Linked DNA regions of Homo sapiens: region 1 is linked to region 2. A link is a loop called in an ENCODE intact Hi-C map of the cell type or tissue named here. Cell type or tissue: tibial artery. All regions are shown on one strand. Links, peaks and the distances in the headings refer to the core of each region. The heading gives the core; the rest is flanking DNA.

Evidence for each region. Hi-C counts contacts between places; a loop is a spot of excess contacts. Peaks named below come from ENCODE experiments on the same cell type or tissue, not always from the same donor. Only the 100,000 strongest peaks of a DNase experiment are listed, where the experiment ranks them.
Region 1: a loop joins it to region 2, with 4 times the contacts of the local background. A loop is called at or near these places in 36 of 110 quality-filtered maps.

The regions. Positions count from the first base shown.
Region 1 is chr4:69,263,623-69,276,506 of GRCh38, forward strand. No RefSeq gene overlaps it. Among named protein-coding and RNA genes, the nearest start is that of UGT2B28, 10 kb to the right of the region's middle. In tibial artery, for the core only: no CTCF peak of the experiment used is centred there; a DNase peak (open chromatin) is centred at 5,694.
Region 2 is chr4:69,219,372-69,232,255 of GRCh38, forward strand. It overlaps a transcript of UGT2B11 not described here. Among named protein-coding and RNA genes, the nearest start is that of UGT2B11, 11 kb to the left of the region's middle. In tibial artery, for the core only: no CTCF peak of the experiment used is centred there; DNase peaks (open chromatin) are centred at 3,110 and 5,253.

The sequences.
Region 1 (12,884 bases), core at 1,923-9,922, 45 kb after region 2:
CCCAAAAAGTTGGGACATAAGTCTCAGAACTTAATGTCTCCTGGCTTGTACATGCAGAACAGGGCATAATTAAGCTACTTTTGAATAACCCTACAAAAACTTTAACATTCTGAGGTGAAGAAGAAGTAGCCAGATTTAATCTTGAATAAAACTGACTAGACTCAGTTTAATCTATAAAAAAAGAAAGTCTTTTTTCTATAAAGTCTTATAGTTGCTTTTTTAAAAGTAATATATAAGATCATCTTGTGCTTTTTTTAAAAATCAGGTTTGAATGTTAACAGTCTTTTGTGTTTTCATATAAATTTAAAGATTTTTTTCAATTCTATAAGAAATACCATAGGAATTTAATAGAGATTGCAACAAATCCATTAATCACTGTCAGAAGTACAGCCATTTTAATAATATGAATGTTCATCTGGTCTAGCAAAGATACTCTACCTGACACACGGGATGCCAGTGGAGCAAATACTTGGTGGAAATTGCAGGAGTCCACTACCAGACTCTAGGATCTGTTGGATTTTATAATGGTCAGACTTTTAATCAAAGATGTAATGGAGCCCATCATCCTGCATCCTTTATACCTTTAAGCTCTTTAATTTTCACAATCCCCAGGTATGTAATGCAGTATCATTTTCCATTTTCTGGGCCACCTGACATCTGTGGTAATGGAGGAATGAAGAAGCTTCATGTATCTAGTGAATTGAAGAGTTGTCTTCCCCAAAAATATGTCCAGTGAGTAACCTCCAGAATCTATTAAAGTGACTTTATTGGAGAAAAGCTCTTTGCAGATGTATGTAAAAAAAGAAAATCAAGACAAATTTATTCTGGATTTATGATGTGCTCTAAATCCAAGGACAGATATGTTTATAAGGAGAAAGGTAGGAGGATCCCTTGAGGCCAAATTCCAGACCAGCCAAGTCAACATAGCAAGACACCATTTCTTCAAAAAATTAAAAACAAACAAACAAATAAATTTTTTTGAAAAGAATAAAGGCAGGAAAAAATTAGGAAGAAAGAAAAGAAAAGATGATGCTGAGGAAAGAGAAGTTGGAGAGAAGCCACAAGCCATGGGACTCCAAGAATTGTCAGCAACCAATAAAGGCCAAGAGACAGGCATTGAATTGTTTTTCTCTTAGAGCCTCCAGAACAAATGAACCCTGAGAACACAGATTTTGACTTTCTGGCTTAGATAGCTATCAGAGAATAACTTCTATTTTAAGCAGCCCAAGAAACTAATGCAGAGACAATCCACTTGGCCTTTCCCACTAAAATGACTTGTATCCAGGCACCAATGATACAATTTCACATTTTTTCTAAAGAGAAAGTGTATCTACATAATTATGCATTTTGGAAATTGAGGAAATCATCAGTTATCCTAGGGATGTCGCTGTCCCTTTCAGGAAAAAAAAAATATGGAATCAGTAGCATGTGAGTTTATTTGGCTTTACAGATTTTTTTTCCCTGAGGGGCCTGGTGTCTTTGCCCATAAATAAATTTCAGGTCTGAAAACACACTTAGGTCCAGACCCTTGACAATTTACTGTGATTTCTAGTGAGGACAGCTGCCCTCAAATTTTTAGTATCCATTCTTGAACTCTTCTGGTATTATAGATTGAGAAATTCCCTTGCTCACCTATCTGTTTTGTCCCTAGTGCTATCTTCTCTATTACTATGTGCACAGCTTTCTAAATTAGGTCTTTCTGGATAACACCCCAGTCTTAGTGCTCATGTTTATTATGGCCATCTGCCTTCTGAAGGTCTCTATTATTTCAATATCTGATCATAAATCATATCATTGAGATTGGTTTGGTAAGTCCAAAAAGACCTAGTCCTCAGAGGATAGACATGTTGAACATTCATTATAACTTCAGCAAATATTTGATAGATTTCCAGCACTGTATAAGATGTCTATGTTAATATATCCACTGTCATAAGCCTTCTGATTCCCTCTTTCATTCACTGGCAAGGCCTTTCCAGCACACAAGTTTCATTTTGTAGTAGCCATAGTTTTTCCCAAGATTATGAATGTATCTTAGTAGTAGTCTGTTACCACCACCTTCTGAAGTTTGAGCACAACTATTAAATTCTATTTCCTTTGAGAGTGCTTCAAAACAAAAAAGGAAAGTGATGTTGAACTTTTTGAAAGTGTTTGCTGCATCTATTGAAATGATCATGATGTATTTGTTTTTAGTCCTGGGTATGTGATGAATCACATTTATTTATTTGCATATGTTTAATGAATCTTGCATCCTAAGATTAATGCCTACTTGATTGTGGTAGTTAGGTTTTGATGTGCTGCTGAATTCGATTAATTAGTACTTTGTTGAGGATTCTTGTGTGTATATTCATGATAGATATTGGCCTGATGTTTTCTTTTCTTCCTGTGTCTCTGCAAGGTTTTGGTATCAGAGCAATCTTGGCCTCATAGAATGAGTTAAGGAGGAGTCCCTCCTCCTCAATTTGTTGAAATCGTTTCAGTAGGATGGCTAGTATTTCCTTTTATATGTATAAAGGAATTTGGCTGCGAATCTTATCTGAATCAGGTCTTTTTTGTTTGCTGGACTTTATATTACTGATTCAGTTTTGGAACTCATTTTGGGTCAGTTCAGGGTTTCTATTTCTACCTGGTTCAACTTTGAGAGGATGTAGGTGTCCAGAAATTGATCTGCTTCTTCTAGGTTTTTAAGTTTGTATGTATAGAGATGGTCATTATGGTCTTTGCATGTAGTTTGTTTTTCCTGAGGTTGATGATGATCTCTTGATTGTCATTTCTGAGTGTGTTCATTTGGACCATCTCTCTTTTATTCTTTTGTAGTCTATCTAGTAATTAATCAATCTTATTTATTAATCTAGTAATTAACCTTATCTAGTAATTAATCAATCTTAGTTATTCTTTCAAATAACAAACTTTCAATATTGTTGATGTTTTCTATGATTGTTTGGTCTCAATTTTACTCTAAAAAACCCTGAGCAAATTATGTGTTAAAGGAAAATACTCCAAAATAATAAGAGCCATCTGTGAAAGCTCACAGTCAACATCATGCTGAATGCGCAAAAGCTCAAAGGATTCCTGTTGAGAACTGGAACAAGGCAATGATGTCCATTCTAATCATTGCTATTCAGTACAGTATTGAAAGTCCTATCCAGAGCAAGAGAGAAAAATAAAAGTCATCCAAATAGAAAGATGGAAAGACAAACTATCTCTCTTCTCAGATGGTATTATTTTATACATAGAATACCCCAAAGCCTCTGTCCAAAAGCTCCTACTTCTGAAAAACAACTTTAGCAAAGTTTCAGAAGAAAAAATGTACATACAAATGAGAGGAGGTTCCAGCTGGGTTTCCTGGGTCGAGTAGGGGCTCTGAAAACTGTGAAACTCACTCATTTCCTGCATCAGAACTTACTTTGGTCCTGGATGAATCATACTGAAGATATATGCTTAAAATATTCCTAACATCAGAATTTGTGCATGTGTTTTCTTCCCCAAGAAAGCTATAAACAGCGAAACTTTAGTTGTAAGCTTCCCTGTGTCGTTGCTGCCTCTCCCTTCCCCCTCCCCTGAAACTAAAAGGAGTGTTAAAAGCCAGTTTTTCTATGACCAGCAGCCCTTGTCTATGCTCCCAATTCCACTTCCTTGTAAACACTATTTGTAAAATCCTGTGAAATTCTGTCTCCTTTGCCATGCCGCTGCAAGGTTATAAAGTAGAGAAAACTTAAGTTACAATTCCGGATTTCCTCAAGATCTAAGACATGGTAATTGTCTTTGTTTCTCGCTCTCGTAACATCTTCCCAACACATTTATTTCCCGCCTTAAAGAGTTTAAAAGGAGATCAAAAAATCTAACACTGGCTACCCGCTTGGGACCCCTTCCATGCTGTGGAAGCTTTGTACCCTCACTCTGCTCAATAAAGCCTACAGCTTTTTTTCTCTCGGTTGACCCGTGTCTCTCTCTCACCCTCACCAAGGGCTGCTGCCACACCAAATCTTTGGCGTGGCTAAGGCAAGAACCTTTGGCATTTTTGGCGAGCCAGCCAGGAGGATCTCCAGGAAAGGCATCTAGATCGTCATGTAGTGAGTACGATCGGACCTCTTTGGCTTGCAATTCTGTCCTGTCCTTCCTTAGAATTCAGAGGCTAAACCGGGCACCTCTGGGCCACTTAAAGGTGATTAGTGCCGCCTTGGGACTAGAGACATGGGTGTCAGGCTCTCTGGAAAAGGGCTAACAACCCTGACCCTTTGGGTCTGGGAATGTTGGTAAGTCTGGATCCAGTTCATACTCTTTCACTTTCCGTGGTGGTCCGGAAATACACCTGGGAGTTATCAGCGGACATTCTAGTCTCCCAGATTTCCTGTTTGAGACCATGGCCCCTCCAAAGGCTCTCCCTGCACGGGTTACTGAGTGTGAGACCACCACATCTTCTGACCCCTTCCTCCTCGGTCCTAATGTCCACCGGCTAGACTTCTTTCCTCATCTCGCAAGCAAGTTTATTCCCACTAGGCAGGATGAAGATTCTCTATTTAAAAGTCTTAAATTCTTGGGATGGTGCCCAGAAGATCCCTGTTCATGGTGCCCTCCAGGGATTAGTCAGGTTTTTCCGTTCCATGGCTATTTTGAAGGGCCAGTTCCCCTCCATAGTGAATGGTCCCCCACATCAAGACAATTTAAAGATAGGTCTGTAATTTTCATGTGGATAGTAGAAGCCTTAGGGCGTTTCCTCCATTGCTCCCCAGATAGACTTTCCCCCTTGTTGGGGCCTCTCAAGTACAATCCGTGGTGCATGGGTACAGCTCTTAGAGCCATTGAATTGCTATTTGAACCATTCAATAGTTGGTATTGGAAGGAAGAAAATATAGTCAGTTGGGACACAGGATACTGGCACCGCCATAAGACAGGGGTTTACTTCTTTGATGGGAAGTGGGGACAGAAGGCTAGAGTACAGCAGCTGTTCTCTCAGCCCTGGCCTAGAGAACATCCACCACCTCCTTTAAGCTTACTAAACCTCCTGTCGCTAATTCAGAGATTTCTCCTTGAAGGACAATTTTATGGCCAGGCCCACGTAAATTGGGCCTTAGCATGCAGGCATCAGTGGTGCCTCAGGTCCAGGCCTTGCCACCATGGAACAGGTAGGATGCATTGGCAGAAGGACCACAATAAATCCAACAGTTCTTGTGCTCCATATAGTGGTCAGTGGGTGCACAGCAGGGACAACGGAAGTTTCCATCCTGCCGGTAAGCATGGTTAAATCCAGTAGTTGGAGGGCTCAGGAAAAGTGGCCATGAGCTTTGAGCACATCTGGACCTGACCCTTGGGGGACGCCGTAAGGGAAGATGAGTCCCAGGATGTCCCAGGTGCGGGCATCCCTGTGTTTAAAATTCCAGATGGGCACCAAACCGGACACTCCCTTAAGATATATCCTGAATAACTGGGACAAATTCAACCCTGAAACCTTAAAAAAGAAGCGGCTGATTGTCTTCTGTACCACTGCCTGGCCACAGTATTCCTTACAAAATGGAGAAACTTGGCCTCCTGAGGGAAGTATTAATTATAACACATTTCTACAACTAGATCTTTTCTGTAAACAGGAAGACAAACGGAGTGAAGTCCCTTATGTACAGGCTTTCTTTGCCCTTCGTGGCAATACTGCCCTGTGCCAAGCCTGCAAGCTTTGCCCAAATGGCAGAGGGCCACAATTGCCTCCATACTCAGGGCCTCTTCCCTCAGCCCTACTCTCCTCCCGCACTGACTCTCCTCCATCCAGCCCCACTGAAGTGTTATAGGCACACTGGAAAGAGATCGTAAACTTGGGTGCTTATAAGGCACCCAAACTACATCCCTTATAAGCAGTAGGAGGAGAATTTGGGCCCCTTCATGTGCATGCCCCCTTCTCACTCTCAAATTTGAAACAAGTAAAGGCAGATTTAGGGAAATTCTCAGATGATCCCGATAACTATATAGATGTCCTGCAAGGATTGGGGTGGTGCTTTGATCTGACATGGACAGATATCAGTTGCTTCTTGATCAGCCCTTAAGTCCTACTGAAAAAGAAGCAGCTTTACCTGCCGCCTGGCAATTTGGGGATCTGTGGTACCTTAGCCAGCTAAATGATTGAATGACCCTGGAGGAGAGGCAAAAATTCCCCACAGGGCAACAAGCAGTTCCCAGTGTAAACCCTCACTGGGGATACTGACTCACATCATGGAGATTGGAGCTGCAGGCATTTGCAAACTTGCATTTTAGATGAGTTGAGGAAGACTAGGAAAAAGCCTATGAACTACTCAGTGCTATCCACAATTACACAGGGAAAGGAGGAAAACCCCTCTGCTTTTCTAGAAAGGCTAAGGAAGGCCCTAAGAAAGCACAGCTCCTTAACTCCAGATTCCGTTGAAGGCCAACTTATTTTAAAGGATAAACTTATCACCCAATCAGTGGCTGACATTAGGAGAAAACTCCAAAACTCTGCCTTAGGCCCAGAACAAATTTAGAGACATTATTAAACCTGGCAACCTCAGTGTTCTATAAGAGGGACCAAGAGGAACAGGCCAAAAGGGAAAAGCAAGATAAGAGAAAGGCTGCAGCCTTAGTCATGGCCCTCAGACAGGCAGACCTTGGTGGCTCAGAGAGAATCAAGAGGAGAGGCCAATTGCCTAGTAGGGCTTGTTATCAGTGGGGTTTGCAAGGACACTTTAAGAAAGAGTGTTCAACAACAAAAAAAAAACCACCCCCTCACCCATGTCCAATTGGTGCACTGCCCCAGAGGATGAAGGCCCTCTGGACCAGAAGCACCCACCCAGATGATTCAGCAACAGGACTGAGGGTGCCTGGGGCAAGCGCTAGCTCATGCCATCACCCTCACAGAGCCCCGGGTAAGTTTGACCATTGAGGGCCAGGAAGTGGACTTCCTCCTGGGCACTGGCGCGGCCTTCTCAGTTTTAACCTCTTGCCCCAGACGACTGTCCCCAAAGTCTGTTACTATCCGAGGAATCTTAGGACAGCCTGTAACCAGGTATTTCTCTTGCCTCCTCAGCTGCAGTTGGGAGACTTTGCTCTTTTCACATGCCTTTCTTATAATGCCTGAAAGTCCCATACCCTTCTTAGGGAAGAACATATTAGCCAAAGCTGGGGCCATTATCTACATGAATATGGGGAACAAATTACCCATTTGTTGTCCCCTACTTGAAGAAGGAATCAACTTCGAGGTCTGGGCCTTAGAAGGATAATTTGGAAGGGCAAAGAATGCTCATCCAGTCCAAATCAAGCTAAAAGACCCCACCGTTTTTCCTTATCAAAGGCAATATCCATTAAGGCCTGAAGCTCTCAAAGGATTACAGGATATTGTTAGAAATTTAAAAGCTCAAGGTTTGGTAAAATTATGTAGCAGTCCTTGGAACACCCCAATCCTAGGAATACAAAAACCAAATAGTCAGTGGAGACTAGTGCAAGACCTCAGGTTTCACCTGTCTACCTTCAGGCATTTTTTTCATCTGTTATAACACAGACTATCATGCCTAAATGACACTCTGAAAGAACTATGCTTTCTCTCCTTTCTAGCACCTCCCATGTCCATATATATGGAACAAGAGTTAAAAAGTCTCCTTATATCCCAATCTCACCACAGGCAAGCCCTTAGTGTCCCTTTTACTATAGGAGCAGGAATACTAGGCAGGCTTGGGACTGGAATTGGAGGCATAACCTCCTCCACCCAATTCTATTATAAATTATCACGAGAATTAAATGATGACATGGAATGAGTTGCCAACTCTCTAGTGACCCTATAAAGCCAGCTTAATTATCTAACTGTGGTAGTCCTTCAAAATTGGAGAGCCCTAGACTTATTAACTGCCAAAAGAGGAGGAACCTGCCTCTTCTTAGGAGAAGAATGTTGCTATTTCATTAACCAGTCAGGAATCATTACTGAAAAGGTCAAAGAAATAAGAGAACGAATAGAAAGTAGAAAAAAGGAGCTTGAACACTCAGGGCCCTGAAATATGTTTAACCAATGGATACCTTGGATCCTCCCATTTGCAGGCCTGCAACAGCCATCCAACTATTATTCGCTTTTGGGCTTTGCATTTTTAACCTCCTTGTCAAATTTGTTTCCTCCAGGATCAAGGCCATCAAGCTACAGATGATCTTACACATGGAACCTCACATGAGCTCAACTCACGTTTCTACCAAGGACCCCTGGATCCACCCGCTGGTCCCTCACTGGCCTAAAAAGTTCTCCTCTGGAAGACACCACAACTACAGGTCCCCTTCTTTGCCCCTAACCAGCAGGAAGTAGTCAGAATGACCGCCGCCCAGTTCCCAACAGCAGTTGGTGTGTCCTATCTAGAGGGGGGACTGAGGAGGTTCCAGCTGGGCTTCCTGGGTTGAGTAGGGGCTCAGAAAGCTGCGAAACTCACTCATTTCCTACATCAGACTTACTTTGGCCCTGGATGAATAATAATATTGAAGATATATGCTTAAAACATTCCTAACATCAGAATTTGTGCATGTGTTTTCTTCCCCCAAGAAAGCTATAAAAAGTGAAACTTTTGCTGTAGGCTTACCTGTGTCCGTCCTCCCTCTCTCCGTTCCCCCTCCCCTGAAACTAAAAGGAATGTTAAAAGTCAGTTTTTCTGTGACCAGCAGACCTTATCTATGCTCCCAATTCCAATTCCTTGTAAACACAATTTGTAAAATCCTGTGAGATTCTGTCCCTTTTGCCATGCCACTGCAAGGTTATAAAGTAGATAAAACTTAAGTTATAATTCTGGTTTTCCTCAAGACCTAAGACATGTTAATTGTCATTGTTTCTTTCTCTGGAAACATCTTCCAGCCACATGTATTTCCCGACTTAAAAGAGTTTAAAAGGTGATCAAAAAATCTAACACTGGCTACCCGCTCGGGACCCCTTCCACACTGTGGAAGCTTTGTACTGTCACTATGCTCAACAAAGCCTACAGCTTTTTTTTCTCTTGGTTTATCCCTGTCTCTCTCTCACTGAGGGCTGCCGCCACACCAAATCTTTGGTGTGGCTAAGTTAAGAACCTTTGGTGTTACACAAATATCAGTAACATTTGTTTATACCAACAACATCCAAGCTGAGAGCCAAATCAAGAATGCACTATCATTTACAACAGCCACATATAAAATACCTAGAAATACAGCTAACCAGGGAGGTGAGAAATCTCTGCCCTAAACATTACAAAATGCTGTTGAAAAAATTAGAAACAGCATCAACAAAAAGAAATGTATTTCATGCTCAATTATAGAAAGAATTAATATTTTTAAAATGACCATACTGCCCAAAGTAATTTACTGACTCAGTGCTATTTCTATCAAACTACCATGAACATTTTCAATGCAATTGGAAAAAAAATTCTAAAATTCCTATGAAACCAAAAATAGCCCAAAAGTCAAAACAGATCTAAGCACAAAAACAAAGCCAGAGGCATCACAATACCCAACTTCACACTCTAATACAAGGCTACAGTAACTGAAACAGCCTGGTACTGGTACAAAAACAAACACATAGACCAATGGAACCAGTTAAAGCACCCAGAAATAAAGCCTTACACCTACAGTCATCTGATTTAAACAAAGTCAATAAGAACAAACAATGGGGAAATAACTCACTCTTCAATAAATGGTGCTACATAACTGGCTAGCCATATGCAGAACACTGAAACTAGATATCTTCTTTTTACCATATGCAAAAACCAACTGAAGATGAGTTAAAGATGTAAATGTTTAACTAATATGGTTTGGCTGTGTCCCCACCCAAATCTCATCTTCAATTGTGGCTCCCACAATTACCACGTGTTGTGGGAAGGATCCAGCAAGAGGTAATTTAATCATAGGGGTGGGTCTTTCCCATATTGTTTTTTTGATAGTAAATAAGTCTCATGAGATATAATGGTTCTATATAAAGGGGAATTTCCCTACATAAGCTCTCTTACCTGCCGCTGTGTAAGATGTGACTTTGCTCCTCATTCACCTTCCGCCATAATTGTGAGATTTCCCTGGTTATGTGAAACTGTGAGTCCATTAAAACTCTTTCCTTTATAAATTAGCTTTGGGTGTGTCTTTTTTAACAGCATGAGAATAGATTAATACAGTAAATTGGTACTAGGTAGTGGGGTACTGCTGTATAGATATCAGGAAATATGGAAGCAACTTTGGAACTGGGTAACAGGCAGAGTTTGAAATAGTTTGGAAGACTCAGAAGAAAACAGAAAGATGTGGGAAAGTTTGAAACCTCCTAGAGACTTGTTGAATGGCTTTGAGCAAAATACCGATAGTGATAGGGACAATAAAGTCCAGGCAGAGGTGGTCTCAGATGGAGATAAGGAACTTGTTGATAACTGGACCAAAGGTGACTCTGCTATGTTTTAGCAAAGACCTGTGGCATTTTCCTCCTGGCCTAGAGATTTGTGGATCTTGTAACATGAGAGAGCTGATTTAGAGCATCTGATGGAATAAATTTTAAGCAACAAAGTATTCAAGAGGTGACTTGGGTACAGTCAAAAGTATTCCATTTTATGTATTTACAAAGATATGGTTTGGAATTGGAACTTACGTTGAAAAGGGAAGTAGAGCATAAAAGTTTGGAAAATCCATAGCCTGATGATGTGGTATAAAAGAAAAATCCCATTTTCAGAGGAGAAATTAGAGCTAACTGCAGAAACTTGCATAAGTAATTAGAAACCAATTGTCAATAGCCAAGACAATGGAGAAAGTGTCTCCAGGGCATATCAAAGGTCTTCCTGGCTGTAGCCCTTCCCATTACAGGCTGGGAGGCCTAGAAGGAAAAAAATGGCTTTTTGAGCTAGGCCCAGCATCTTGGTGCTTTGTGCAGTGTCAGAACACAGTCCCTGTGTCTCAGCTGTGGCTAAAAGTGGCCAAGGTAGAGCTCAAGCCATGGCTTCAGTGGGGCAACGTCCAAGCATTGGCAGATTGTCAGCTTTGATGTGGTGTTGAGTCTGTGGGTACACAGAAGTCAATAATTGAGGCTTGGGAACCTCTACCTAGATTTTAGAAGATTTATGGAAATGCCTGGATGTTCAAGCAGAAGTTTCCTGCAGGGGTGAGACAATCATGAAGAAACTCTGTTAGCACAGTGTGAAAGGAAAATGTGTGGTGTGAGCCCCCCCCCACCCCCAACACACCCACACAGTCACCACCAGAGCACTACCCAGTGGAGCTATGAGAAGTGGGTCACCATCCTTCAGACCCCAGTATGATACATCAACAAACAGTTTAGACTATCCAACTGGAAAAACCACAGATATTCAATGCCAGCCCATGAAAGCAGCCAAGAAGAGGGCTGTACCCTGCAAAGTCAAAGGGGTTGAGCTGCCCAAGACCATGGAATCCCAACGTTTATATCAGTGTGACCTGTATTTGAGACATGGAGTCAAAGAAGATGATTTTGGCAATGACTGCCCCTGGATTTTACTGCCTTACCTGGATTTTGGACTTGCATGGAGCCTGTAGCCCCTTTGTCTTGGCCAATTTCTGCCATTTAGAAGGAGTGTATTTATCCAATGCCTGTTTCTTCATTGTATCTAGGAAGTAACTAATTTGCTTTTGTTTTTAGGCTCATAGGCAAAAAGGACTTGCCTTATCTCAGATGAGACTTTGGACTGTGGACTTTTGAGTTAATGCTGAAATTAGTTAAGACTTTGGGGGAACTGAAGAGAGTGCATGACTGGTTTTAATATGTGAGGACCTGATATTTGGAAGGGGCCAAGGCAAGAATGATATGATTTGGCTGTGTCCTCACCGAAATTTCATCTGGAATTGTAGCTCGCATAATTCCCACCTGCTGTGGGAGGAACTCGGTGAGAGGTAATTGTATCATCATAGGGCATCTTTCCCATGCTATTCCCATGATAGTAAGTGTCTTGAGATCTTATAGTTTTATAAAGGAGAGTTTCCCTACACAAGGCTTCTTGCCTGCCTCCAAGTATTATATAACATTGCTTCTCATTTGCCTTTTGTCATGATGGTGAGGCCGCCCAAGCCATGTGTAACTGTGAATCTATTAAACCTCTTTCCTTTATAAATTACCCAGTCTCGGGTATGTATTTAGAAACAGCATGAGAATAAGCTAGTACAGTATCCTAAAACTATAAAACCCTAGAACAAAATCAAGAGAATAGAACATAACTGAACTAAAAAACCTCTGTGCAACAAAAGTAACTATCAACAGAATAAACAGATGACTTACAGAATGGGAGAATATAATTGTAAACTATGCATCTGTTAAAGATCTAATATCAAAAATCTTTAAGGAACTTAAAGAAATTAACAAAACATACACAAATAACTCCATTAAAAAATGGGGCAGGGACATCAAGAAAGAATTCTCAAAAGAATATATACACAGGAATGTGTTCAAGATGATCAACTAGATGCAGTCAGGAAGTGCCACTGCCACCAGGGAAACACCAGGGTTTTTTTTTTCATACCAAAATAATTTGAACAGATCTTTGGAGAGAAAATACTGAATGTGGATGGAGAAAAGAAGTAGTCACTGAGGCTGAAGAGAAAGAAGGCTGAGGACGCTGAATGGTGTGCCTGAATGCTACAGCTGGTTCTCTACCCTGAGCTGTTTCTAGGGAAGGGTGAGTGAAAGGAATAGTAAACAGCTTCCTTTCACTGTAGACATCTGGAATTCTGGCTAGATGGGGCTCCATACCTTCAAGGACATGTGGACTGGCAGAGGGGTCTCCCAGAAATTGCACAGAGATGGAGATGCAGACAAAATCCAGGGACCTTTGTGAATAGGTCCTTTACACAGACAAGACTCCTATATAAGAAAAACTTGAAACAAAGGTGTTGCATTCAACTCCTTGCCTTCAGAGGATGCCCTACTCTGTAATGTCACAGCTTTCAAT
Region 2 (12,884 bases), core at 1,621-9,620:
TATATTCGCCCGTTCTGTAAGTCATCTGTTTATTCTGTTGATAGTTACTTTTGTTGCACAGGGGCTTTTTAGTTCAGTTATGTTCTCTTCTATTGATTTTGTTCTAGGGTTTTATAGTTTATGATACTGTACTAGCGTTTTCTCATGCTGTTACTAAAGACATACCCGAGACTGGGTAATTTAAAAGGAAAGAGGTTTAGTAGATTCACAGTTACACATGGCTTGGGAGGCCTCGCAATGATGAGAAAAGGCAAATGAGAAGCAATGTTATGTAATACATGGAGGCAGGCAAGAAGACTTGTGTAGGGAAACTCTCCTTTATAAAACTATAAGATCTCAAGACACTTATTCACTATCATGGGAATAGCATGGGAAAAATGCGCTACAATGATTCAATTACCTCTCACCAAGTTCCTCCCACAACAGCTGGGAATTATAGGAGCTACAATTCCAGATGAAATTTCGGTGAGGGAACAGCCAAATCATATCATTCTTCCCTTGGCCCCTTCCAAATATCAGGTCCTCACATTTCAAAACCAATCCTGCAGTTCCCCAAAGTCTTAACTAATTTCAGCATTAACTCAAAAGTCCACAGTCCAGAGTCTCATCTGAGATAAGGCAAGTCCTTTTTGCCTATGAGCCTAAAAAACAAAAGCAAGTTAGTTACTTTCTAGATACAATGAAGAAACAGGCATTGGATAAATACACTCCTTCTAAATGGCAGAAATTGGCCAAGACAAAGGGGCTACAGGCTCCATGCAAGTCCGAAATCCAGGTAAGGCAATAAAATCCAGGGGACAGTCATTGCCAAAATGATCTTCTTTGACTCCATGCCTCAAATACAGGTCACACTGATATAAGCGGTGGGATTCCATGGTCTTCGGCAGTTCAACCCTTTAGTTTTGCAGGGTACAGGTCTCCTCTTGGCTGCTTTCATGGGCTGGCATTGAATGTCTGTGGTTTTTCCAGTTGCATGGTCTAAACTGTTTGTGGATGTATCATACTGTGGTCTGGAGGACGGTGGCCCACTTCTCACGGCTCCACTGGGTAGTGCTCTGGTGGTGACTCTCTGTGTGGGTGTGTTGGGGGTGGGGGGGCTCACACTACACATTTTGCACTCACACTGTGCTAACAGAGTTTCTTCATGATTGTCTCAACCATGTGTAAGACTATTTGTAGCTTGATGGCCTCGATCCTGAAGAAAACAAATTTGACAAGGAGGTTAAAAATGCAAGGCCCAAAAGCGAGTAATAGTAGGATGGCTGTCACAGGCCTACAAAAGGGAGGAGCCAAGGTATCCATTGGTTAAACATATTTCAGGGACCTAAGTGTTCAAGCTCCTTTTTTCTACTTTCTATTCATTCTCTTATTTCTTTGACCTTTTCAGTAATGATTCCTGACTGGTTAATGAAATGGCAACATTCTTCTCCTAAGAAGAGGCAGGTTCCTCCTCTTTCAACTGTTAATAAGTCTAGGGCTCTCCGATTTTGAAGGACTACCACAGTTAGAGAATTAAGCTGGCTTTGTAGGGTCACTAGAGAGTCGGTAGCTAATTCCATGTCATCATTTAATTCTCGTGATAATTTATAACAGAATTGTGTGGAGGAGGTTATGCCTCCAATTCCAGTCCCAAGCCTGCCTAGTATTCTGGCTCCTACAATAAAAGGGACAATAAGGGTTCGCGTGTGGCAAGATTGGGGTATAAGGAGACTTTGTAACTCTTGTTCAGTATATATGGACATGGGAGGTGCTAGAAAGGAGAGAAAGCACAGTTCTTTCGGAGTGCCATTTAGGCATGATAGGCTGTGATATCACAGATGAAAAAAATGCCTTAAGGTAGACAGGTGAAACCTGAGGTCTTGCACTAGTCTCCACTGACTATTTGGTTTTTGTATTCCTAGAATTGGGGTGTTCCAAGGACTGGTACATATTTTTACTAAACCTTGAGCTTTTAAATTTCTAACAATATCCTGTAATCCTTTGAGAGCTTCAGGCCTTTAGGGATATTGCCTTTGATAAGGAAAAATGGTGGGGCCTTTTAGCTTGATTTGGACTGGATGAGCATTCTTTGCCCTTCCAAATTGTCCTTCTAAGGCCCAGACCTCGAAGTTGATTTCTTCTTCAAGTAGGGGACAACAAATGGGTAATTTGTTCCCCATATTCATGTAGATAATGGCCCCAGCTTTGGCTAATATGTCCCTCCCTAATAAGGGTGTGGGACTTTCAGGCATTACAAGAAAGGCATGTGAAAGAGCAAAGTCTCCCAATTGCAGCTGAGGAGACGAGAGAAATACCTGGTTACAGGCTGTCCTAAGATTCCTCGGATAGAAACAGACTTTGAGGACAGTCATCTGGGGCAAGAGGTTAAAACTGAGAAGGCCACACCAGTGTCCAGGAGGAAGTCCACTTCCTGGCCCTCAATGGTCAAACTTACCTGGGGCTCTGTGAGGGTGACGGCATGAGCTGGCGCTTGCCCCAGGCACACTCAGTCCTGTTGCTGAATCATCTGGGTGGGTGCTTCTGGTCCAGAGGTCCTTCATCCTCTGGGGCAGTGCACCAATTGCACATGGGTGAGGGGGTGGTTTGTTTTTTGTTGAACACTCTTTCTTAAAGTGTCCTTGCAAACCGCACTGATAACAAGTCCTACTAGGCAATTGGCCTCTCCTCTCTTGATTCCCTCTGAGCCACCAAGGTCTGCCTGTCTGAGGGCCATGACTAAGGCTGCAGCCTTTCTCTTATCTCACTTTTCCCTTTTGGCCTGTTCCTCTTGGTCCCTGTTATAGAACACTGAGGTTGCCAGGTTTAATAATATCTCTAAATTTGTTCTGGGCCTAAGGCAGAGTTTTGGAGTTTTCTCCTAATGTCAGCCACTGATTGGGTGATAAGTTTATCCTTTAAAATAAGTTGGCCTTCAACGGAATCTGGAGTTAAGGAGCTGTGCTTTCTTAGGGCCTTCCTTAGCCTTTCTAGAAAAGCAGAGGGGTTTTCCTCCTTTCCCTTTGTAATTGTGGATAGCATTGAGTAGTTCACAGGCTTTTTCCTGGTCTTCCTCAACCCATCTAAAATGCAAGTTTGCAAATGCCAGCGGCCCCAGTCTCCATGATCTGAGTAAGTATCCCAATGAGGGTCTACACTGAGGACTGCCTGTTGCCCTGTGGGGAATTTTTGCCACTCCTCCAGGGTCATTCAATCATTTAGCTGGCTAAAGTACCATAGATCCCCAAATTACCAGGCTGCTGCTAAAGCTGCTTCTTTTTCAGTAGGACTTAAGGTCTGATCAAGAAGCAACTGATAACTGTCCATGTGAGATCAAAGGACTGCCCCAATTCTTGCAGGACATCTATACAGTCATCAGGATCATCTGAGAATTTCCCTAAATTTGCCTTTATCTGTTTCAAATCTTGAGAGTGAGAAGGGGGCATGCACATGAATGGGCCCAAATTCTCCTCCTACTGCTTATAAGGGACATAGTTTGGGTGCCTTATAAGCACCCAAGTTTAAGTTCTCTTTCCGATGCACCTTTAACACTTCAGTGGGGCTGGATGGAGGAGAGTCAGTGCAGGAGGAGAGTAGGGCTGAGGGAAAAGGCCCTGAGTATGGAGGCAATTGTGGCCCTCTGTCCTTTGGGCAAAGCTTGCAGGCTTGGCACAGGTCAGTACTGTCACGAAGGGCAAAGAAAGCTTGTACATAAGGGACATCACTCCATTTATCTTCCTGTTTACAGAAAAGATCTAGTTGTAGAAATGTGTTATAATTAATACTTCCCTCAGGGGACCACGTTTCTCCATTTTGTAAGGAATACTGTGGCCAGGCAGTGGTACAGAAGACAATCAGCCACTTCTTTTTTAAGGTTTCAGGGTTGAATTTGTCTCAGTTATTCAGGATATATCTTAAGGGAGTGTCCGGTTTGGTGCCCATCTGGAATTTTAAACACAGGGATGCCCGCACCGCTGGTTATTCCTGGGACTCATCTTCTCTTAGGGCGTCCCCCACAGGTCAGGCCCAGATGTGCTCAAAGCTCATGGCCACTTTTCCTGAGCCCTCCATCTACTGGATTTAACCATGCTTACCGGCAGGATGGAAACTTCCGTTGTCCCTGCTGTGCACCCACTGACCACTAAATGGAGCACAAGGACTGTTGGATTTATTGTGGTCCTTCTGCCAATGCATCCTACCTGTTCCAGGGTGGCAAGGCCTGGGACTGAGGCACCACTGATGCCTGCATGCTAAGGCCCAATTTACGTGGGCCTGGCCATAAAATTGTCCTTCAAGGAGAAATCTCTGAATTAGCAACAGGAGGCTTATTAAGCTTAAAGGGGGTGGTGGATGTTCTCTAGGCCAGGGCTGAGAGAACAGCTGCTGTACTCTAGGCTTCTGTCCCCACTTCCCATCAAAGGAGTAAGCCCCTCTCTTACGGTGGTCCAGTAATCTGTGTCCCAACTGACTATATTTTCTTCCTTCCAATACCAACTATTGAATGGTTCAAATAGCAATTCAATGGCTCTAAGAGCTGTACCCATGCACCACAGATTGTACTTGAGAGGTCCCAACAAGGGGGAAAGTCTATCTGGGGAGCAATGGAGGAAATGCCCTAAGGCTTCTACTATCCATATGATAATTACAGACCTATCTTTAAATTGTCTTGATGTGGGGAACCATACACTATGGTGGGGAACTGGCCCTTCAAAATGGCCATGGAACGGAAACACATGCCTGATCCTCGGAGGGCACCATGAACAGGGATCTTCCGGGCACCATCCCAAGAATTTAAGACTTTTAAATAGAGAATCTTCATCCTGCCTAGTGGGAATAACCTTGCTTGCGAGATGAGGAAAGAAGTCTGGCCGGCGGACATTAGGACCCAGGAGGAAGGGGTCAGAAGATGTGGTGGTCTCACACTCAGTAACCCTTGCAGGGAGAGCCTTTGGAGGGGCCATGGTCTCAACCAGGAAATCTGGGTGACTAGAATGTCTGCTGATAACTCCCAGGTGTACTTCCGGACCACCATGAAAAGTGAAAGAGTATGAACCGGATCCAGACTTACCAACATTCCCAGACCCAGAGGGTCAGGGTTGTTAGAGAGCCTTTTTCCAGAGAGCCTGACACCGGTGTCTTTAGTCTCATGGCCGCGCTAATCACCTTTAAGTGGCCCAGAGGTGCCCGGTTTAGCCTCTGAATTCTAAGGAAGGACAGGACAGAATTGCAAGCCAAAGAGGTCTGATCATACTCACCACGTGACGATGTAAATGCCTTTCCTGGAGATCCTCCTGGCTGGTTCACCAAAAATGTAATGCCAAAGGTTCTTGCCTTAGCCACGCCAAAGATTTGGTGTGGCAGCAGCCCTTGGTGAGGGTGAGAGAGAGACACGGATCAACCGAGAGAAAAAAAAAAAAAGCTGTAGGCTTTATCGAGCAGAGTGATGGTACAAAGCTTCCACAGCGTGGAAGGGGTCCCAAGCGGGTAGCTAGTGTTAGATTTTTCGCTCACCTTTTAAACTCTTTAAGGCGGGAAATACATGTGTGGGAAGATGTTACCAGAGCCAGAAACAAAGACAATTAACATGTCTTAGATCTTGAGGAAAACCAGAATTGTAACTTAAGTTTTATCTACTTTATAACCTGGCAGCACCATGGCAAAGGAGTCAGAATCTCACAAGATTTTACAAATTGTGTTTACAAGGAAGTGGAATTGGGAGCACAGACAAGGGCCGCTGGTCATAGAAAAACTGGCTTTTAACATTCCTTTTAGTTTCAGGGGAGGGGGAAGGGAGAGAGGGAGCAAAGACACAGGGAAGCTTACAGCTAAAGTTTCTCTGTGTATAGCTTCGTTGGGGAAGAAAACACATGCACAAATTCTGATGTTAGGAATATTTTAAGCATATATCTTCAATATGATTCATCCAGGACCAAAGTAAGTTCTAATGCAGGAAATGAGTGAGTTTCACAGTTTTCGGAGCCCCTACTTGACCCAGGAAACCGAGCTGGAACCTCCTCTCATTTGTACATACATTTTTTCTTCTGAAACTTTGCTGAAGTTGTTTTTCAGAAGTAGGAGCTTTTGGACAGAGGCTTTGGGGTTTTGTGTGTATAAAATAATACCATCTGAGAAGACAGATAGTTTGTCTTTCCCTCTTTCTATTTGGATGCCTTTTATTTTTCTCTCTTGCTCTGGCTAGGACTTCCAATACCCTACTGAATAGCAATGGTTAGAATGGACATCATTGCCTTGTTCCAGTTCTCAAGAGGAATCCTTTGAGCTTTTGCCCATTCAGTATGCTGTTGACTGTGAGTTTTCACAGATGGCTCATATTATTTTGGAGTATTTTCCTTTAATACATAATTTGCTCAGGGTTTTTTAGAGTAAAATTGAGACCAAACAATCAGAAAACATCAACAATACTGAAAGTTTTTTATTTGAAAGAATAAATAAGATTGATTAATTACTAGATAGACTACAAACGAATAAAAGAGAGATGATCCAAATAAACACACTCAGAAATGACAATCAAGAGATCATCATCAACCTCAGGAAAAACAAACTACCTGCAAAGACCATTATGACCATCTCTATGCATACAAACTTAAAAACCTAGAAGAAGCAGATAAATTTCTGGACACCTACATCGTCTCAAAGTTGAACCAGGTAGAAATAGAAACCCTGAACTGACCCAAAATGAGTTCCGAAACTGAATCAGTAATATAAAGTCCAGCAAACAAAAAAGACCTGATTCAGATAGATTCACAGCCCAATTATTTTATACATATAAAAATAAATACTAGACAGCCTACTGAAACGATTTCAACAAATTGAGGAGGAGGGACTCCTCCTTAACTCATTCTATGAGGCCAAGATTGCTCTGATACCAAAACCTTGCAGAGACACAGGAAGAAAAGAAAACATCAGGCCAATATCTATCATGAATATAACACAAGAATCCTCAACAAAGTACTAATTAATCGAATTCAGCAGCACATCAAAACCTAACTACCACAATCCTGTGTCCATGTGTTTTCATTGTTCAATTCCCACCTATGAGTGAGAACATGTGGTGTTTGGTTTACCTTCCTTGCGATAGTTTGCTGAGAATGACGGTTTCCAATTTCATCCATGTCCCTACAAAGGACATGAACTCATCATTTTTTATGGCTGCATAGTATTCCATGGTGTATATGTGCTACATTTTCTTAATCCAGTCTATCGTTGTTGGACATAGACATCTTATACAGTGCTGGAAATCTATCAAATATTTGCTGGTTGTAATGAATGTTCAACATGTCTATCCTTTGATAGGTCTTTTTTGACTTACCAATCTCACTGATACGATTTATGATCAGATATTGAAATAATAGAGACCTTCAGAAGGGAGATGGTCATAATACACATGAGCACTAAGACTGGGGTATTATCCAGAAAGACCTAATTTAGAAAGCTGTGTACATAGTAATAGAGAAGATAGCACTAGGGACAAAACAGATAGGTGACCAAGGGAATTTCTCAATCTGTAATACCAGAAGAGTTCAAGAATGGATACTAAAAAGTTGAGGGCAGCTGTTCTCACTAGAAATCACAGTAATCTGTCAAGGGTCTGGACCTAAGTTTGTTTTCAGACCTGAAATTTATTTACGGACAAAGACACCAGGCCCTTCAGGGAAAAAAATTCTGTAAAGCCAAATAAACTCCCATGATACTGATTCCATATTTTTTTTTTTTTTCCTGAAAAGGACAGTGACATCCCTAGGATAACTGGTGATTTCCTCAATTTCCAAAATGCGTAATTGTGTAGATACACTTTCTCTTTAGAAAAACCGTGAATTATATCATTGGTGCCTGGATACAAGTCATTTTAGTGGGAAAGGCCAAGTGGATTATCTTTGCATTAGTTTCTTGGGCTGCTTAAAATAGAAATTATTCTCTGATAGCTATCTAAGCCAGAAAGTCAAAATCTGTATTCTCAGGGTTCATTTGTTCTGGAGGCTCTAAGAGAAAAACAATTCAATGCCTGTCTCTTGGCCTTTACTGGTTGCTGACAATTCTTGGAGTCCCATGGCTTATGGCTTCTCACCAACTTCTCTTTCCTCAGCATCATCTTTTCTTTTCTTTCTTCCCAATTTTCTCCTGCCTTTATTCTTTTCAAAAAAATTTGTTTGCTTTTAATTTTTTGTAGAAGCGATGTCTTGCTATGTTGACTTGGCTGGTCTTGGATTCCTGGCCTCAAGGGATCCTCCTACCTTTCTCCTTATAAAGATATCTGTCATTGGATTTAGAGCACATCATAAATCCGGAATAAATTTGTCTTGATTTTCTTTGTTTACATACATCTGCAAAGATCTTCTCTCCAATAAAGTCACTTTAATAGATTCTGGAGGTTACTCACTGGACATATTTTTGGGGAAGACAACTCTTCAATTCACTAGATACATGAAGCTTCTTCATTCCTCCATTACCACAGATGTCAGGTGGCCCAGAAAATGGAAAATAAAATTGCATTGCATACCTGGGTATTGTGAAAATTAAAGACCTTGAAGGTATAAAAGATGCAGGATGATGGGCTCCATTACATCTTTGATTAAAAGTTTGACCACTGCAAAATCCAACAGATCCTAGAGTCTGGTAGTGGACTCCTGCAATTTCCACCAATATTTGCTCCACTGGCATCCCGTGTGTCAGGTGGAGTATCTTTGCTAGACCAGATGAACATTCATATTATTAAAATGGCTGTACTTCTGACAGTGATTAATGGATTTATTGCATTCTCTATTAAATTCCTATGGTATTTCTTATAGAATTGAAAAAAATCTTTAAATTTGTATGAAAACACAAAAGACTGTTAACATTCAAACCTGATTTTTTAAAAAAGCACAAGATGATCTTATATATTACTTTTAAAAAAGCAACTATAAGACTTTATAGAAAAAAGACTTTCTTTTTTTATAGGTTAAAACTGAATCTAGTCAGTTTTATTCAAGATTAAATCTGGCTACTTCTTCTTCACCTCAGAATGTTAAAGTTTTTATAGGGTTATTCAAAAATAGCTTAATTATGCCCTGTTCTCCATGTACAAGCCAGGAGACATTAAGTTCTGAGACTTATGTCCCAACTTTTTGGGACTGACTTTTGTTCCAATTGTGGGAATTGACATTTGGTCTTTCCTTTCTTCTACAGTCAAAATGTCAGTGGACTCATTTTGATCCGTGCCATCTCTCTCTAAAGAAATATGCTGTTTCCAAACTTTAAACTGTACTTAGCTTGGAAAAGAAGGCCTAGTAACAGAGATAGGAGTTATCATTACATATCTAGCTATCGTTACATAATGGAAGCCAGACCTTGTCAACTCAATCCTTTACCAAAATTTTAAACTCATTAATAGATGATTGAAATGATAACATGATTTCCTCTAGTGCTGCTCACAGGCTTCCCACTTTATTTAAGAAAATCCATTATTATAGAGCTTGGGTGATGGATAAAGTAAGGCATTCACTTGTTTTTTTTATGTTATAGACAGAAGCTGGGTTTCGGTCCATAAGATCAAAATGTCCTCTGTTATTTATATTGATATAACTTTCTGAAAACAGTGCAAGTCAAAATTTGCAGTGTTAAAGGCAACCTGGATTTTGAAATTTTATCTCTTTTTGTGGGAAGTAATTTTAAGAATAAGATATAGAGTTTAAAATTTAAATAAATTTCTGTCTGATCTAGGAAACATTATTTCGCTATATTTGTGTTTTTCTCTGTGAAATGTTTGATCATCAGTTCAAATAAAAACCACAATACTATTTTCCCAGACATCTCAATGAATTATTTGATTTCTTGTAGAGAAATAATTTGTACATCAATTTAAGAAATGCATCATATAAATTTCAAAAATAGATGCATATAATTTTAATAGCTTTATTGAAGTACAATTGATATAAAAAACCTGCAAGTATTTTATACATACATATATATATATATATATATATATATATATATATATATATATATATATAAATGGCTGAGTTTGGACATATACATGCACCCATGATGCTGTCATTATAACAGTGAAGGTAATAAACATATCCATCACCTGCAAAAGCTCTCTTTGTCACTCTTTCATTTTGATGGTAATAATGCTTGCGATTTACCCTCTTAGCACATTATTAAGTGCACAATACCACGTTGTTAACCATAGGCATTATATTGGAGAGGAAATCACTATGCTTATGCATAAGCATTAGTGAAACTTTATACCCACTGAGCAACAACTCCCAATTTCTCTCTCTCCCAAACCCCTGGAAAACACTATTTTATTGTCTGCTTCAATTAGTTTGCCTATTTTACTTAACTAATATAAGTGGAATCATAAAATATTTGTCCTTCTTGAACTTGCTTAATTTACTTAGCATAATATCTTCTAGGTTCATCCATTTTGTCAAAAATGGTATCTTTTGTCAAACCTTGGCAACTGAATTAACATTTCCATTGCTTCCATGTACAGAGAAACAATTCTAACTGAACTTGTGAAAATAATTATATTGATATTAAATTAAAATGCTTATGAATAATTTTTGTATTTTTGCAAGATCAGATATGGAGAAAAATCACAAATTTATCTTTATTTTAATGAATAAAAATATTTAGAATCTTGAAATAATTAGCTATGTGAAATTAATTTGGAGATTGTCAGATTATTCTACTGTGTTTTATTATTGACATAACATGATATATCATAGTTATATTTCTATATTTACTTTAAAATACGTTTATATATACATATATACATATACATATATAAATATAGACACTGTGAGTAAGTTAGTGTGTATGTCTTTGTGGGTATGTGTTTTTTTAATGGATTCTATAGTAGCAGTTATCTAGTGTATGTCATGTCCTAATTAATATTACATCCCGGAAGCAACTCCTAAAACTCCTTTGAATTTTTATATTTTCTGTACCTTCTTTTTAATAAATGCATGTATGATTGGAACAATACTGTCTGAATTGTTTCATTTTAGCATACTATGTAATAGTATGGTGAAGGGGTGTGAGGACAGGCAGACAGAGATGGGAATAACAGAGAGACAGAGATGGGAATAACAGAGAGACAGAGAGAGAAAGAAAGAAAGAGAGAAAGAAAGAGAGAAAGAAAGAAAGAGAGAAAGGAAGAAAGAGAAGTTATTATAGTGCAACCTTATTTATCTTTGTATTAGGAGAGGCTAGCTCAGGACCTGGCATGAATGGAGCTCATAAAGTGTATATTAAAAGAAATAGGCCACTTATGACAAGGATTAGGTCATTCATATTCCAAATTCAATGTAAGACTTTCATTCTAGTCTAAATATATACCTTCGGCTTTACAATATATATATATATCTTAGGCTTTACAATATAGTAAAATATTGTTACTTTTATACATATGATATAGGTTTAATTTTGAGAACACCCACAATATTTTTTTTAAAATGCTCCTTAAGTAAACTTAAAAATATACTTCTACATAAATATAATGTGATGTTAAAGATTTTATTATTGAGCCTCCCTTTTTTTCTTGTAAAAGGAACTTACAATGTTAATACATAAGTAAAACTGTCATAATTATACCTACTAGAGACATAAAAGCTTGGAATTGAAGAATAATTTTATAATAATCTGGGCTAGGTTATAATTTTAATTTAGAATTATGGTATTCTAAATTCTCAAACAGATATCATGACTATTTCTTAGTGATGGTACTGAATTCAATAGAATTTTAAATGTGCATCAATTCTGTGAGCTGACATAGAGGAATCATGATTAAGTAAATCAAAATAGTATTAATGCTCAATGATATGTGGTAGAGAGAAACATTTAGTTTTAAGTTAGAAATCAGGCATTCAAAAACAGGAATCACAGCAATAACAAACGAACATAACTCTGAACTATGCACACCAGATAAACATGAAATTTATTTTGCAAATGTTTTTGCAGTTTAGTCCTTTGCATCAGCTTATATTGTGGGAAAGTAAGGGATCAAGAGCAGCTGAAATGATATAGCATATAGAAATAGCAGAGAATTTTTATTATAAACAGATATAAGCTGAACTTGAAAACACCATTGATAAGAAATTAAAGGGGAATATATTTCCCACTTCTTCCTTCTGTATATAAGACCAAAGCCTAAAATTATGATTCTTTATGGAAATATCTCTCTACTTTTCAGTCATTTGTCAAAAGAAGACTAAAATCAATATTTATTTTTAGGACTATATTACTGCATCATGAACCTAAACTTAATTCTGACTCTAGAAACCAAGTGAAACCATTAAGAAATGTAAACAGTGTGCAAATGAGAATAAATGCAATAAAATCACAACCGATATAAAAGGCACAGAGATACTACAAAGAGTAAGATACATCAGAAAGGGTTTAGGTGAAAATATAACAAATATTCCTTTTCTAAAATGTTGTGGTAGCAATAGATTATTACATAGGTTAGAAAAAAAATTATCAGCATTTCCATACTTACCAAAATGAGTATGCAACCTCAAGCTCACTAAAACAGTATTTTTTTTAAACTATTACTATACTACAGTATCATTCAACAACGTTAAAGATTTAATCACAATTTAAATATTAAGTATTAATAATTAGGATAATAAGCCTTTACTATGACCTATGCTATTCATCCCATTCTGGAAATATAATATACAAGACTAGCAGATTACAAGTTAAATAGACCAAAACCCTCTCAAAACCAAGAACAAACAAACGAAAAATACAGACAAAAACATTCAGCTCTGCATTTAAGGGATGTTTTTCATTAATACTGATGTGCTGCCAGGAATATACAAAGAAGTGGTGAGACACCTGGCATTCCTATGGGAAACCAGAAACAAATATATAAATGAAATGTTGAGAAGCCCAGCCAT